2 separate regions of the Homo sapiens genome follow, and region 2 is linked to region 1. The links are chromatin loops, found by intact Hi-C in ENCODE. Cell type or tissue: B cell. All regions are shown on one strand.

The links. A loop is a pair of places that touch in the nucleus more often than their neighbours do. Peaks named below come from ENCODE experiments on the same cell type or tissue, not always from the same donor. Only the 100,000 strongest peaks of a DNase experiment are listed, where the experiment ranks them.
Region 2: it touches region 1 in a loop (23-fold over the local background); 21 of 110 quality-filtered maps call a loop at or near these places.

What each region holds. Positions count from the first base shown.
Region 1 is chr3:105,681,685-105,689,684 of GRCh38, reverse strand. CBLB (Cbl proto-oncogene B) reads left to right here. Exons shown (of 19, transcript NM_170662.5): 14 at 4,219-4,365; 15 at 7,867-7,961. Among named protein-coding and RNA genes, the nearest start is that of CBLB, 180 kb to the left of the region's middle. In B cell, CTCF peaks have their summits at 2,991 and 3,190; a DNase peak (open chromatin) is centred at 3,204; H3K27ac peaks cover 287 bases.
Region 2 is chr3:107,060,731-107,068,730 of GRCh38, reverse strand. No RefSeq gene overlaps it. Among named protein-coding and RNA genes, the nearest start is that of LINC00882, 180 kb to the left of the region's middle. In B cell, CTCF peaks have their summits at 3,885 and 4,089 (motif pointing right); a DNase peak (open chromatin) is centred at 4,090; H3K27me3 peaks cover 637 bases.

The DNA.
Region 1 (8,000 bases):
GATTTTTCAAAATTAAAACTAAATGATACTCTGAATAGTTAAGGAAATATTTATTTTACTTGGCACACAATAGATTGGCAAATGAACAGAGGCATTATTACAAGTAATAATGGAGTAATTACTTCCAGGTAAGATAATGTTCTGAAATGCTGAGGAATATCTTTTTTTTTTTTTAAGAATTTTTTTTGTGTGTGTGCCTTGTCTTTTAGAGATGGACCTTTTGTACTTTTGATATATTAAACTTAGGCTTTCAAATAGCCATGAATCAATATTACTTGGTTTTGCATTTTTGTAAGAAAGGTTTTTTTGTTGTTGGAGGTGGTATTATCTATTTTTATGAATATATATTCTTATAATATATATTTTTCTAAAGAGATAAGTCCTTGTATTTTTGGTTCCATAAACAGAGAATACAAATTTCACCTAACTGTCCTGTTTTCATTCAGTTGCTTTACTTACTAGAGGTTCAGTTTGTACAAGATAAAATCCTTTATCCTCTTTGGAATTTAAGCTCTAGTTAGGGAGAAGAGAAAGTAAACAAATAACTATATTGTATATTGTCAGCTAGTGGTAAGTGCTAGGAGGAAAAATAAGCAGGGAAGAGGATAAATAATGATAGAGAGGTTTATACTTTAGATGAGGTCATTAGGAAAGACCTCTCTGAAAGGCTAATATTTGAACAGAAACTTGAAGGAAGTAAGGGAGCAAACCATGAGGTTATCTGTGTGAAGAGCACAGAGGCTGGATAGAACACAAGTACAAAGCAACTTCAAATCTGTTTCTCCGATTTACAAACAAGTTAGTGAAAATGCTTATAAGTAAAGCTTATCTTAAAGCTTGATAGTATACCACACAGACTTTTTTTTGATGTCATGAAAGACCCTTGAAAATTAGCATGTATATGATAAAATTTAGTGTTTTGAGGAAATGATTTATATGTGGCACATGTGCAAAAATCATTTCAAATATAGCTATATTTTGTTTTGTCTCTTCTCTGGACTATTTATTTGAGTTAGACATTTTTCCCTGTTAGGATTGGGATAATGTAATATAAGAAATATGGTGTAATGTATAGGGCAAGCTCTAAAGATTCTATTTTAACAGAAGATATTTTTTCGTTACTTGCCTTCAGATACTATTAAAGGAAGATAGATTCTTATATGTAGAAAACAAGCTTACTAATTAAGCATAGCATTGGATACTATCTCCTGTGCTGGCGTGAAAATTCACTTGTTTCTTGGTTTGTTTCAAGTGTGCATATGTAGAAGATGAATGTATTTATCACTGAAGGCTCAAATAACTAACACAATGAATTTAATAAAATGTCCAGGTTGTGGGGGGGGTGGTGACTATGCATCTTTGAGAGTGTATGTCCCTATGTATTACCAGTGTATTAACTCAGTAATAACAGCATCAGTGCAGAACACTCCGGGAATGTAAGATGAGAATATAAAGGGATTGCAGTAATAAGTGTAATGGTAGGCTTTAATGTGGAGTCAGCCAAATACAATTTGTTCAGCTTTATTCCTCTGGTATCCTAAAAATTTCCCGTAAGTTTAGTCAATGACTGAAAATTGTCCCATGCCCCATAAGATAGAAATTTTTTCTACTGCCAAATGTCACATACATGGATAGATAATGACTAAATATAAATCTAATTATTTTACCTGTTATTTAGTAGTAAGTAAAATTAAACCTGTTTTTTGAATGAGTTTGTAGAGGAAAATAAAACCCCACATGTAATTCCAGATGGTATAATTAGTTACATGACTCTAGTTTTTTATTTTGCTATTTTATATACAACTTCTTTATCTCATTTGTACCATCCTCTTCTGTTATTTTTTTTGATAGAAACCAGTTTTTTTTTTCAGAACTGGATAAGATTAATTTTTAATAAAAACTATGTAATCTTGAATAAAATACACTGTAATGTTATTCTTTTGGTTTATTTCTAATCCAAATAGACTATTATACTGATATTAAACATTTTCATTAAAAAACATAAGCAGAAAAATAAAATCTGAATCTTTAGAACTTTATTAAAATGGTGATAAATGGAACACCTAAGTATTTTTTTCATATTTAGATACAAACACCACTTGAAAACTATTTTTTCACTTCTAGATATAATTCTCTAAAATCTGTGTAAGTTGACAATTTATACTAGTAAGTTTTAGCAATAAGCCTTATTATTCCATGAAGTATTAGATGAGCTTTGCTTTTCACTTCATTCTGAAATAATCTACTGATTTGTGGCAAAGCAAAAGAGTGGGGGAAATTACTCGAGAAATTCTCTATCAATGAAGGTAAAATATCAAATTAGCCACAACGTATGTGATTTAAAAAATGGTCCATTGTTGACTCATAATGAACTGCTTCTTTGGAAACTTAAATCTTTGGAGGGAACCTGCAACAGGCAGATCTTAGAACATTTCTGATATTGAATAGTTGTTGAATGTTTAGTGAAAAATACTGTTTTCTTTTTACATAGTGTATGCTTGAATTGCATAGAAAGGGATTCATTATAAATGAAAGTATCTTAGGCATAGAGAGGATGTACAGTATATATTTCTCATTTCATTTGGTAATAGAACCCATTCTGGTCCTTGACTTAGCTAAATTGATGGCTGTGTTTACAGGAATTTATGGAAAAGTAATATTATAAGTCTCTCCCAGTTCCAGTGCCATCAGATCACCATTTTGCAGCCCATATACTTAACTTCCTTTAATTGGAAAGTAAATCCTCCAAAGTTAAACCATAATAGGTGTAATAATAGATTATTATTAAGGCCCTTAGCTTGTGCTGTAGGTAGTGACACTGGACCTTTTGTCACTATGCTTTTGTCTCTGTGCTTTTGTCTCCCTGTAACGCTCATGTGAATTCTAAAGTTGCTCAAACAACAAGAATTTAAAGATCAGTATTGAAATTTTTTTCAAAGATAGGTATCAATAAACATACACTTGAAAAATCTTAGTTTTTCTTTGATCTTTGAATGTCCTATCTAATGACTTAGATAATATGGTTGAAACTTAAATCTTTAGATTTTTCAAAATGCCTTCTTGTAATGGTCACAAAGAAAAGCCCCTAAAATTGTTTCTGTTCTAACTAATAAAAAGAAATAAAAATGAATGTTAATTCAGGCATGTTTGTTTAATATACCAAAGGCCTCTTGCTCCCTCTATAGAAGGTGCTGCAAAATTGCAGTCACTTAGTTTTTTTGTTTTTTTTTTTTCCTTCCTTTTTAAATTGAACAGATTTCTCATGAGGTTCATGATGATTAACAAAAAGATTTGGATCCATGTGTGTATTCCCAATGCCTTGCAAACTAGTTGGTCGTCCTAAAGTGAATCAGGATGAGTTTGTGCATTTCTGCCTTGGCATTTTTCATTGGCTTCAGCCAGGGTTAGATTAAACTCTGGTAGCAACAGTTACGAAAAACATTGTTTATGTTTGCCCATTTGTTTGGGTTTGTTTTATTTGGTTTATTTACTCTTATGGATAAGTGAAATGCTTAATGTTTTTGATATTAGGTGATGGTTTTACTCATTTTAATTCTCTTTTATTTAGCCAGGGAATTTAAACCATAAAAATAATGTACTTCAAAGACTTAAAAATAAGTTCTCTCATTATCTACATCTAATCATTCCATTCATTTCTAGCTCTCAGTTGTTGGTAGGAAGAAAAACCTAACAACTTCAACTATAATTTCACAGGATAGTTAAGTTTTACAGAATTAAACTGGATATTTTTCCAACTATAGATAATATTCACAGGAGACAAAAAGTTTGACCATTCTATAAAGACTTCTTTAATATATAAAACAACCATGCTTATTATTGTAGCATCATATTTTACCCATTTAATTTAAATTGGAACAAAATATTAATATTTTAATAGATTTGGTTTGAATAAATTTGTACATTTTGTCTTACAAATCCAACATCTTTTTATTTTATTCGACAGGTTACTAGTTTTTCCTATTGTGCCATTTAAAATTGTGAGGATGAAAATTCTTTTATCCCATCAAGGGTCTTAACAAAAGATTGAAAATTGTTTTCATTTGTATTTGATATAAGAACAGCTTCTCTGATGATACCCTGTAATTGAAAAATGAACATAAGTGATAAAGTAGCTTCTTTGACTTGAATATGTCACATCAGACTTGCCTGTTTTGAATATTATGCTTAAACTAGATTGGATTTTTTTTCCCCTGGTAGGTGTACTGGTCCGTTAGCAAATTCTCTTTCAGAGAAAACAAGAGACCCAGTAGAGGAAGATGATGATGAATACAAGATTCCTTCATCCCACCCTGTTTCCCTGAATTCACAACCATCTCATTGTCATAATGTAAAACCTCCTGTTCGGTAAGAGTATGGGCAGATTTTTGCCACTTACATCTGCATAAGCATTATCATTTGTAATGTTTGTTTTTAAACAATTGATTCACGTCTAATTAAAAATCCTTAATTTCCAGCTCAAATCCTTCTCTTCCTATTATACCATTTCCAGCATTACTTTTAAAGAAAACTAAAAGATGCAGATTTCTCATTAATCAGGAAGTCACTTTATTTTATCAGTTCTAAACACCTATCTCATGAAGAAAAATTAGTGCTCAGAAACTAAGGTATTATTCTGACCTTCCTTAGAATTTTTCTTCATGATGTACATACTAGTATAATTTAAATTCATTTTCCTTCTTGATGTACTTGCTACCTACTTCTATTCAGATTTTGAAGAAGTGGGAAAAAAATACCAAGGTGTTTCTCTTAACTTTTTGTTTTTCTATCAAGTGCTATTTACCTTCCTTTAGATCAAATAAGAATGTGAGGAATAGGCCAGGCGTGGTGGCTCACGCCTGTAATCCTAGCACTTTGGGAGGCTGAGGCGGGCAGATCATGAGGTCAGGAGTTTGAAACCAGCCTGACCAACATGGTGAAACCCTGTCTCTACTAAAAATACAAAAATGAGCCGGGTGTGGTGGTGGGCGCCTGTAATCCCAGCTACTCAGGAGGCTGAGGCAGGAGAATCGCTTGAACCCGGGAGGCGGAGGTTGCAGTGAGCCGAGATTGTGCCACTGCACTCCAGCCTGGGTGACAGAGCGAGACACCATCTCAAAAAAAAAAAAAGAATGTGTGGAATAATGGGGGTTTTTTCCTTACTTTTGTGGCTTATTCTCACTTACATGGGGATAGCCTTGGTCTTTGACTTGGAAGCTCCATCGAGGTAAATAAGAGTTATTAATAATGGGTTGTTTGTATTGAAATATTACTTTATCTTTAAGTAAAGGCATGAGTCTGCATTTATATTATTGAATTTATAAACTGAAATCTATTATTTCTGGGTTTGTTTGTTTTACCTGACTGAAATATATGAGGTACTCAGTACTCCCAGCTACAAAACTTACTTTCTGAGTTCTGGTTTCCTTTGTATAACATTCCTGGGGCCATGCTTGGCACATAGAATAGGGCTCAAGTACTGCTGGTGGCCCTACATTCCAGCATCTCTCCATGACTGACTGAGGGATAGGGGAGATGGCAATTACTTCAGTCATCTGTGCCATCTTTACTTAGTGTGCCATTTCCTTTTGAGGTCAAGTCAATCAACTGAAAACATTTTATAAGTACAGTGTTCCCTTCTTTTCCAATGAAAAACTAAAAAATGTTTTAATGTGTTTCTTCAGGCATCTCACTGAGGTAGGAAATGCAGCACTTGGAAAGAGAAGCACATTTTCATTTTAAGCAGATGTCTGTCTTAATAAGTGACCCTGGTTAGAATTATCAACATTCTGCTGAATTATTACCCAGAATTGTTAATAGTCTACAGCGCAGGACTTTATTTTTTTAAAAGCAAGAACCTAAACACTCCTTGCTATTGCTGGTGTTTAGATAAGACATCTGTTGATAAAATCATATCATTGAGAAGACAAAGAAATAACGAGGAGCTAATTTTATGTATCAGAAGAACCAAGTAGCTAGTGATGTATTTGAGAACAAAAGATATTCCTTCTCATCAAATATAAGTTGTTACAATTTTCGGTTCTTTGGCTCTTACAAATGTGCAGTAATTTTTAAAAACTAAAGTAGGATGAGCTTTTTTTGGTCTCTTTGGGAGTCTTATTTTTTTTCATTGCTGGATAAGTGAGGAGTATAATTTTAATACGTTAAATTTTAATTGTTACATCATATTGGATGTGATTTTTTGTGGCAGAGCTCCCAAATCTTGAAAATAAATTTGAATTATAACCATCATTACCATTTTTCTATTGTTACAGAAAAGTAATAAACGTTGATAATCCCTAAATGTAATTGGAGTGAATTCTTTATCTAATTTGTTCTTGAAAGCTGATGGATGAAGTATCTTCTTTTGTGCTCTCCAAAGAGCTCTTTAAGCTTAACACTTTCTTTCCCTGTGTGTATTTTTCCCCCTTTGGAACATCAGGAGAAGTGAATTGTCAATATGTAGAAAAAGTGACCCAGTAAATGAGTAATTCAATTTAATTTCAGTAAAAATCCATCATTATTATGAAGATTCAATACATGATAACTATTTTTAAATGAACTATATCTGGCCCCTTAAAGAGAAGTGGCCACCAGAGAGAATAGAAATGAATTTCAGATGAAGCATTCTTGCATTATCTATTCAAATATCCGTCTCTTCCATTACATACGCACTTTTACTTTGCTCTAAAAATTCAGAGTAAATCAGAGAAAAGTAAAATGTAAACTCTGATTTCTATAGCTCTTTGTCAGTTGATTGTTATAGAGCTATATGCTGAAGGCAAAATATGCTCCTTATCTTCTCTTCCTGCTGCTATCTTCCCATGGCTCAATTTTAACCATTGTGTTCATAGTATGATTCCGAAGAATTAATACCAATAATTTGGCTGGGTTCGGTGGCTCATGCCTGTTATCCCAGCACTTTGGGAGGGTGAGGTAGGCAGATCACTTGCGGCCAGGAGTTTGAGACCAGCCTGGGCAACATGGCAAAACCCTACTAAAAAATAAAAAAAATTGGCTGGGCGTGGTGGTGCACGCTTGTAATCCCAGCTACTTGGGAGGCTAAGGCATGGGAATTGCTTGAACCTGGTAGGCGGAGGTTGCGGTGAGCCAAGATCATGCCACTGCACTCCAGCCTTTGCAACACACAGATACACACACAACAAAACAAAAAAAGCCCCAACAACTCAAGCATACTTTTCTGGTAAGTAGTACCCTTTACAAACACATTAAAAACTGTACTTGTCGTGTACCCAAGGCCTTTGCTAAAGTCATTTTCTGTAGTGTCAGAGGGCCAGAATTTTGTTCTTGGCAGTGGTGAAATAGTACCACAGGCTCTAGTTCTTTGAATGTTCCTGTCAGAATTGTAATGGAATTATTGAAAGTTCAATAATTTTTCTTCTTTTATGTGCTGTAGCTTATTTTTATTACAAGGAAATTTTAAGTTACAGAAGCAAAAATATGATATTAAATACTATCAACAAATAATAAAGTCATTGAGACTGCTATATGTTTTTGCCTTGGCACATACATCTTTTTTTACTTCAAAAACTTGACCAGGTTCTATTGAATTCTTCCACAGAGATAAGTTAATTTTACATAGTGTTTAGGATATCAACAATTTTTGTGGCCCTTGTAATTCTTGGTTATAGTTTAAAAAAAGAGAGACTGTGTTACTTGAGATATTTACTTCTACATTTTAAAATAAGGGATGAGTATCTTGATGTTATTACTGGTAATTTTGAGAAAAGAAAAATATATGTTCAAACTTTATTAAATAAACAGGAATACTAGTTCCCTCTACCTCTCAAGTTACTTTTAATTGGAAAGTATTCTCCTTATATAATTTTACTCTGAACTGTCCTTTAGGTCTTGTGATAATGGTCACTGTATGCTGAATGGAACACATGGTCCATCTTCAGAGAAGAAATCAAACATCCCTGACTTAAGCATATATTTAAAGGGTACGTATAGAATATAATTTCCTTTGTGATGTACATCTT
Region 2 (8,000 bases), 1.4 Mb before region 1:
ACCTCTCTCCCCTGTTCTCCTTCCCTTTTTCCCCTTCCCCGAGCTGCGAAGAAGCCAGCTCCCATGGGGCTCTGAGATCTAGGATATGAAGGGAATATAGAGTGGAAGACCTTTCTGGTTGTGTCTCTCAGGTCACTTGACAACTGGATGTTCGTTATCTTAGGAGAAGGAATTCATGCTCAACAAAGATTTTCCTTGCTTGTACTTGGATTCCATGAGGGCCCATTTATAATTCACCCTAGATAGTCACACAGATGCCTATCCTCTATATGTCATTCATTTGTTGCAATCACTCTATGATGAATATATTTGTATGTCACTAATCCCATATCCACAATGCCAAAATCTAGGAGGCTCTATATTGGAAAGTTCCTTTCGTAGTTTTGATGGCAATACCTGACTTGAATTCCATGAAAATAGTAATACATTTTATTTATCTCTTTCAGTGGATTATTGATATATTTTACTGAAGGAATATCAATATGTTTGCTTACTAAGTACTGCCTCAGACATTGGGGTGTCACATAAAATTCAGTATATGCATGACATTATGTTATTATAAAATTTAAAAAAACCTTGAAATCTAGTCACAAGAACTTCATGTAAGAGACTATGGATGTGTGTTTTCTCCAAATGAAGGAGGAAACTGATGTTTAGTGAAGTTAATGGCCGGGCTTGAAGTCACATAGCCAGGAAGTGATAGGTTGGGATTTCACCTCAGGTATATTGAAACTCCGTAGTTTCTTTCTCTACCAAACAGCAACCAGTTTCAATGAATTCTTTGTTTCGGGGTTAGGAAATTATTTCGATATACCACTTTCAAAAGAATAATGTAAAATGTGTTTGAGAGCTGTTGCCATAGGCAAGCACTCACCATCAATCTATCACTCAAGTTATAGAAGACGGCAAAACCTTTCATTGTTCTTTCAACTAGCAGAAGGCTGTTCATTCCTTGCACTTTTCTCTTTAGCATTAGTTTTTGGCTGACATACTGGCTTTCTGTCATCCCAAACTGATATGCTTTGGCTCTGTGTTCCCACTCAAATCTCATGTTGAATTGTGATCTCGAGTGTTGGAGGTGGGGCCTGGTGGGAGGTGATTGGATCACGGGGGTGGTTTCTAATGGTTTAGCACCATCACCCTAGTGCTGTCTTGTGATAGAGTTCTCACAAGAGCTGGTTGTTTGAAAAGTGTGTAGCACCCCCCAGTCTTCGTGCGCTGTCTCTCCTGCTGTTATGTGAAGAGGTGCTTGCTTCCCGTTTGCCCTTCTGCCATGATTGTAAGTTTCCTGAGGCCTCCCCAGCCATGCCTCCTGTACAGTCTGTGGAACTGTGAATCAATTAAACCTCCTTTCTTTACAAATTACCCAGTCTCAGGTGGTTCTGTATAGTCTGTGAGAACAGACTAATACACAACCTGAATGTCTTAGTAACACAAATAAAACATGGTGAGTTTAAAGGTAGTTCCAAACACAGTGTGCTTGCCCAACACTTCCACCCACATGGACCCTCAATATATGAAGTCTGATCCTTGAAATCAATGTCACTCTTTCCAGATTTGGTTCTTCAGCTTAGTCTGAGTCTATATTCTTTTGTTTTTCCTTTTATACACTCTGGGAAAGAGTGTTGTCTGATATGATGCGATTTCGACATTTTAAGGGCTTTTTCTAAAGGGCTTATTTTATCTTTTGTTCCAATCCTGTGCCAAATCATAGGATTTCATTGATTTAGTGGTGAATAGTTAGGATTTCATGATTGCAATCATGTTTATTTTAGAAATGGAAAATTGAGTAAGGCAGAAATCATCTATTCAATGCAATCATATTTTTTAATATTTAAAAATGCTACATAGGTGTGCATATAATACAGGATTGGGAATTGGAAAGTTAGGTTCTGGTTTCTGCTTTGCTATTGCAAAAAAAACAAAACAAAACAAAACTTAATCTTTGGACTTCTGTTTCATCATAAGTTAAAGAATTAGGTGGCTCTAAATGATTTTCATATAATAACCCAGTTTAAACAATTTTGTGAAGAGTCTTAACACTATGCTACATGTGAAACAGAGCAACACGGCAGTAATAATATCTCTAAAGTGCATTTTAAAGACTTTTATCTATGGCCGGGCACGGTGGCTCACGCCTGTAATCCCAGCACTTTGGGAGGCCGAGGCGGGTGGATCATCTGAGGTCAGGAGTTCAAGACCATTCTGGCCAACATGGTGCAACCCTGTCTCTACAAAAATACAAAAATTAGCCAGGCGTGGTGGCGGACGCCTGTTAACCCAGCTACTTGGGAGGCTAAGGCAAGAGAATCACTTGAACCTAGGAGGCGGAGGTTGCAGTGAGCTGAGATCACGCCTTTGCACTCCAGCCTGGGTGACAAGAGTGAGACTCCATCTCAAAAAAAAAAAAGACTTTATCTAACTTCACGTTTTCTTACTAGTGATTTTTTTCATCTTCTGACTTGCTGCAAGAGGGTATTTCCCTAGTTTCAATGGTTTTGAAGTTAATTTGTTCAGCTTCTGCTTAGTGGATATTTATGAGAGGTAATACTTGCCTTTAATTTCTTTTCAGCTTTTCTACTGCTGTCTTTTTCTTATTACTTCTTTTTAAGTTAGCTCCGACTTTGCTATTTTTAGAGAGAAGCAATAAGGATGGCACAGTGGTTACAAGAGGTTAGAAACAATTGAGATGAGAATCCTATTTTTGTTGATATAATTTATATGCAATTCGTAGCTTCAAAATGAAACACTGACATGGTCATCTTTTTAAAACTAAAAAATGATATAAAATTCCTAGTGCATGTGTTTTAAAAAATTCTTTCATAGTGAACAAATCATGCAAGATATTAATTTTTTTTCCCTAAAAGACTATTCTAAAGTCTCCCTGAACATGTCACTTCAAAATGTAAACAAAGAAACAAAACTGTCATCTATTGGAGTTGGGTGTGATTTTTGTCTTTTGTCTTCTCTGTCACACTAGTTTTCAGTTCTTTGCTGTCATGTGGCCCACTTTTCAAAGATGCAATTATGTGGATTTCAGGGGGCCGTCAGCTTGCCTTCCCCAGTTGCTCTGGGCCAGCTCTGGTCTCCAGATACCTCTGATGGAGGCGAGTCCCAAAGTTGATAACTAGGAAGAGACTGTGTATGCCAGGGACGGATGACAAGATGTGCTGAGCCTTGGGGAGACGCGGCAGGATGTTACTAATGAAAGAGGGCCCTGCTGCCGAGGGAGGGGAAGGAAGCAGATGTGAGGGCAAGATTCAGGTGACAACCTCAGCGTTCCAGAGATACAGGATGTTATGGAGGAGGGAGAAAAGCAAGTTGGCATTTGGCAGAATGCACAGAGGCGAGACTCGAGAGTGGGCGGTGGAAGCTGAGGCTTTCAAAGATTTCTGACCTTCTGCCTGCCAACTTGGAATTAGATTTCTTGATGGAGGGGGAGAATGGGGGAAGGGGGTAGAAAAGGCAGATGCCAAGAGAGATTACTGATTTGGCAACCAGACAAAAGGATGCTGTGGCTGGCACCTGCAGCAGAGAAGGGCAGAACGGTGTAGCCAGTAGGTCTAAGGCAATGGGCTGAGTGCCAGAGTTTGAGCTGCTACAGAGCGGCCTGAGATGGCCTCTTTTTTAGACACGAGAAAATAGTCTGTAGAGAAATAAAATTTAAAAATGAGAAATTTAATATCTTTGGATAGATTTTTAGGATTGGCATTTACAAGCGTATTCAGTTGCCTTTCTCCTGTCTGAGGAGCATAACCTTTTGTGGTCAGATTGATGATGCTCTTTAAAAAAAAATCCCAGCAATATTGTTACATTTCCAATTCCAAAACCAAAGTGGTGGGATTTGACTATAGGTTTCCTCATTTCCCCAGCAGTGAATACGAAGTGACTTTTCCATGTCCCAAATGTTGACCCAGAACAATATCATTCCCTGTGAGACAGGAGTAACTGATTACATTAGAATACAATTTTGTTGCCACAGAAATCAGGAAACTTTAAATTTAGCAGCTTCCTTCTAGGGTTTTTTGCTCTGGGCTCTCAGCAAGCGTTTGCGTTTCTACGTCCTATATCACCGTGCACCACTAGATGTCACTGTTACTCGGGTCTTTGGGTAACAGACTCAACAATATGCCTGACCTTTTGTGCCTGGGGAAAAACAATCTTCAGAAGGGGAGGATAATACTGTCTGTGTGGATTTAAATAAGACCTCTTTACCTGGCATTTTTATCGAAAAACAGATACTCCATATGTTGTGTTGATTGCTGTTTCCCTTTCTGTTTTTGAAAGGGAGAGACTGAATTAAATGCGTTTCTTCCCACAAATGTACCTTACCATTTCTCCTTATTCTCAATTCTCCCTTAAAAATGTAGCTTTTAGCTCCATAATATAAGAAATATTTGTTAGAAAATTAGGAAAATCATCATTCTATGGGTATTTAGAATCTATATATGGACTGCAAATGTTTCTTCCCTAATCTCTTCCTAACCTTAGAGAACTTCAAAATGCATTGTCTCATTTCCTAAGGAAAAATGTTGTAACTCTAACTAGGAAAAGAATCCTGTGAGAGCACAGCAAGTCAGCGTTAAGAATTGAATTTTCATGACTACCCTCGGATACATCCTTGAACCTAAGGGACAAATGTTGCCGTGAGTTTCAGGTTGTTTAAATGGTGGTGTTAGACACACAAATCATTCATTTTCCTGCTAAATTTCCTTTTCTTTTATTGAATATTGGATACAGGTATGTCTTTTAAGATGTGGCCATTGATTCATATATACCAGAGCATTATTTAAACATGAAATTAAATAAGATAATTAAATAACAATGCATTTATAAAGCGTTCTTGAAAATAGATTAATTATTTAGAGCATTTGAGTGAAAAGTCTCAATACGATTTCACTATAGCAAATGATAGCCATTAATAAGTCATAACAGGATAATAACATAAAACAAAAAATGAAAACCTTACAAAATATATCTTAAAAAGCGAAGTAGGGCTTTACTTTGAGTTGAGTTCGTGGTACAAAATGAATCAATTTGTTCTTTTTGGAACTTTATCTCCAACCGTGTAATATTTGTGTCTTTAACTGTTGGCTGCTTCTAACAGTTACTGAGCCAATTGACCTCCAAACTAGGACTACATCAATCTGTTTTCTCTCTAGCTGCGATGCCACAGTATTTATAGGTTATTCTGCACTGGAATTTTACCCCCTGGAGATAACTTGTAGCTATGGGCCAATGCCAACTCATTCTGACTCAGGTGGGGATAATAGTCCTTAAGATGAAGTTGCCATGGACTTTAACAATGTTTGGGGTCTTATTCTCTCTGCTCCTGTTCGCAACTCCTCACACTTTTTCCCCTCCCCTCTCTTCCTCTTCCCTTCAATTCTCTGTTCTGTATTCTTCTCTATCTCTTTCTTTTTCCTCCTGCCCTTTCTGTGTTTTCCTTCCATATGTGTGACCCTTAGATTTGTTGTAGAACTATATTGGAGATCGAATTATGATCACTTCTATATTAGTTTCCAGTGGTTTCTGTAACAAATAATCCAAATTTGGTGGCTTAAAGCAACAGGCATTTATTATTTTTTAGTTCTGGAGGTCAGAATTCTGAAACCCATTTCCTGGGCTGAAGTTAAGATATCTTAATTTCAGAGCTGTCCTCCCTATGAAGGCTCTAAGTGTATCTGTTTCCTCGCCTTTTCCAACTTTTAGAATTGCATTCCTTGCATTCTTTTGCTCCCCACCCCATCCTTCAAAGCCAGCACTGTAGCATCTTCAAATCTCCCTCTCTGCTGAGGCCATGACATTGTCTTCTCTCTTTTGTGTCAAATCTCCTTCTGCCTCCCTCTTGGGACACTTTTGAGCATATTTAGGGCCCACCTTGATAACCCAAGTTAATGTTTCCATTTCAAGATCCTTAATCACATCGGTAAAGCCTTTTTTTTTTTTTTAATATAAAGTAACACTACGAGTTCCAGGGATTAGGACCTGGATATATTTGGGGGCCATTATTCAGTCTCCCACAGCTTTTTAGCTGTGTGGTTGTGCAATTTATTTAGTCCCTCTAAATTTTAGTTTCCTTGCCAAATAGTGTTAAGTGAGGACTTAATGAGAAAATGCTTGCAAAGTGCTTAGCATAGTGCTTGGCAAAGAGTTAAAGCCACTTTAAATTAAAATAATTTAAGTGCTAATAAATATTACTCCTGCTATCAAATAAGATTATCTCATTCTTTCCCTCCCACTCATCTTTATGGTACTTCAATCTACCTTCTGACCTCATCTCTCTACCAGAACATTTATTTCAAGGTCTCCAGTCTCTTCTAGCTGGTCAAATTCTTGGGCTTCATTTAGCAGCATTTAATTAGGTAAACCACTTATTTTACTTAGAAATGCATTCGTTATTTTGCTTCTGCCATAACATATTTTCTGTTTTTTTTTTTCTACTTCACTGGATACTTCTGTTTTCTTTACTGTCTTCTCCTTCTTTTAATCTACAGTAAAATATTGGTGTTCCTCAGAATTCTGTCTTGAAGACTCTTTGTCTATTTTTATACTGAGATGAAGAGTAGCCTGGCAGTTTGATGATCTTAAAGAAGATAGTGGGGCAGGAATACAGGCAGCAAGGGGTGGGAATGGCATGGGACAGAGCTGGAGTTGTGGTCTGGATCAGATTCTGTGGTGACTGACAGGCCCTGGTATAAGGATTTTGACATTAATGTTAGGAGTGGTGAGATGTGTCTTAAGCCTCAGAAATAGATTTTGACATTGGTGTATTAAGTAGATCTCTGAGTCAGTTTGAGTTGCTATAACAAAATACCATAGACTAGGTGGCTTATTTATTTTTCACAGTTCTAGAGGCTGGAAGTTTGAGATCAGGGTGGCAACATGATCAGTATCTGGTGGAGGCCCTCTTCCGGGGTCTAGACTGCTGACTTCTTTGTATGTGCACATGATGGAAGGAGGGTGAGAGAGCTCTCCCTGGTCTCTTTTGTAAGGGCACTTGTTTCATTCATGGAGGCTGCACTCTCATGACCAATCACTTCCCAAAGGCTCTGCTTCCTAATACCATCACATTAGTGGTTAGGATTTCAATGTATGAATTCTGAGTGGGTGTTGGTAGTGAATGCCTGAATTATTTCCTTTCCAAAAGGTCTACAGCTCATGACCTTCTCCTTTCTGAAAGCTGCTGAACCATGAGCTAACCTACTATCTGGTAATTCTGAGCTTGGATAAAAGGGCAGGAGAGAGATGTCAGAGGTGTGAGTGGAATGTCAGGGGCTCAGCTTTAAACCCTATATTTAGTAAGAACATGGGAATTTCCTATGAGTTGGAAAAACACCACTAATTGTGGCTGTGATTTAGGCAGTACTGTAGATACCTTTCTGCTCCAGCTGGTGTTAAGGCAAGAAGGAATAGCCTTAGCTATAACCTGGTCTCCTAGCCAAGGGACATGCAGTGGGAGAGGCCAAAAAGGCCCTCCAAGAACGTACAAAGAGCCAATGCTTGGATAACTCTCTCAAAGGTGAAATTGCCAAGTAGTCAATGTTCAACAGAGAAAATAGCAACAACCTAAAGAAAGAGAATGGTGGGCCTGTCACCCACCATCGTGGTTGCTCCAGTAACTATTTCTCTCCCTGCCTCCTCTCACTGCTGCTGAAGCTTCGATGGAGAGTGCTTTCTCTGGAGAACACACCCCTTCCTCCCTACCCTCAAACACTTCTAGTCAGTAGTGTGTCCTGCTTTTGTGGAAGAGGGAGGTGTTTAAATAAATATAAGAAAATCTTAACCCAAACTGAAGAAATGTCATAAGAATGAGGTGAGAGATCTATAAGGAGCTTGTACCTAGGTAAAAAGAAGGTGAAAGGAGACATTTGATAGGTATTATTTGGGAAGATGGGAAAATAATTCCATGTTTATAGTTTAATGAGTTTAGATTCTTCAATCAAAACAAGTAAACATATGTGATTTAATTTTATTATCATTTTGCTCTGTATAACAAA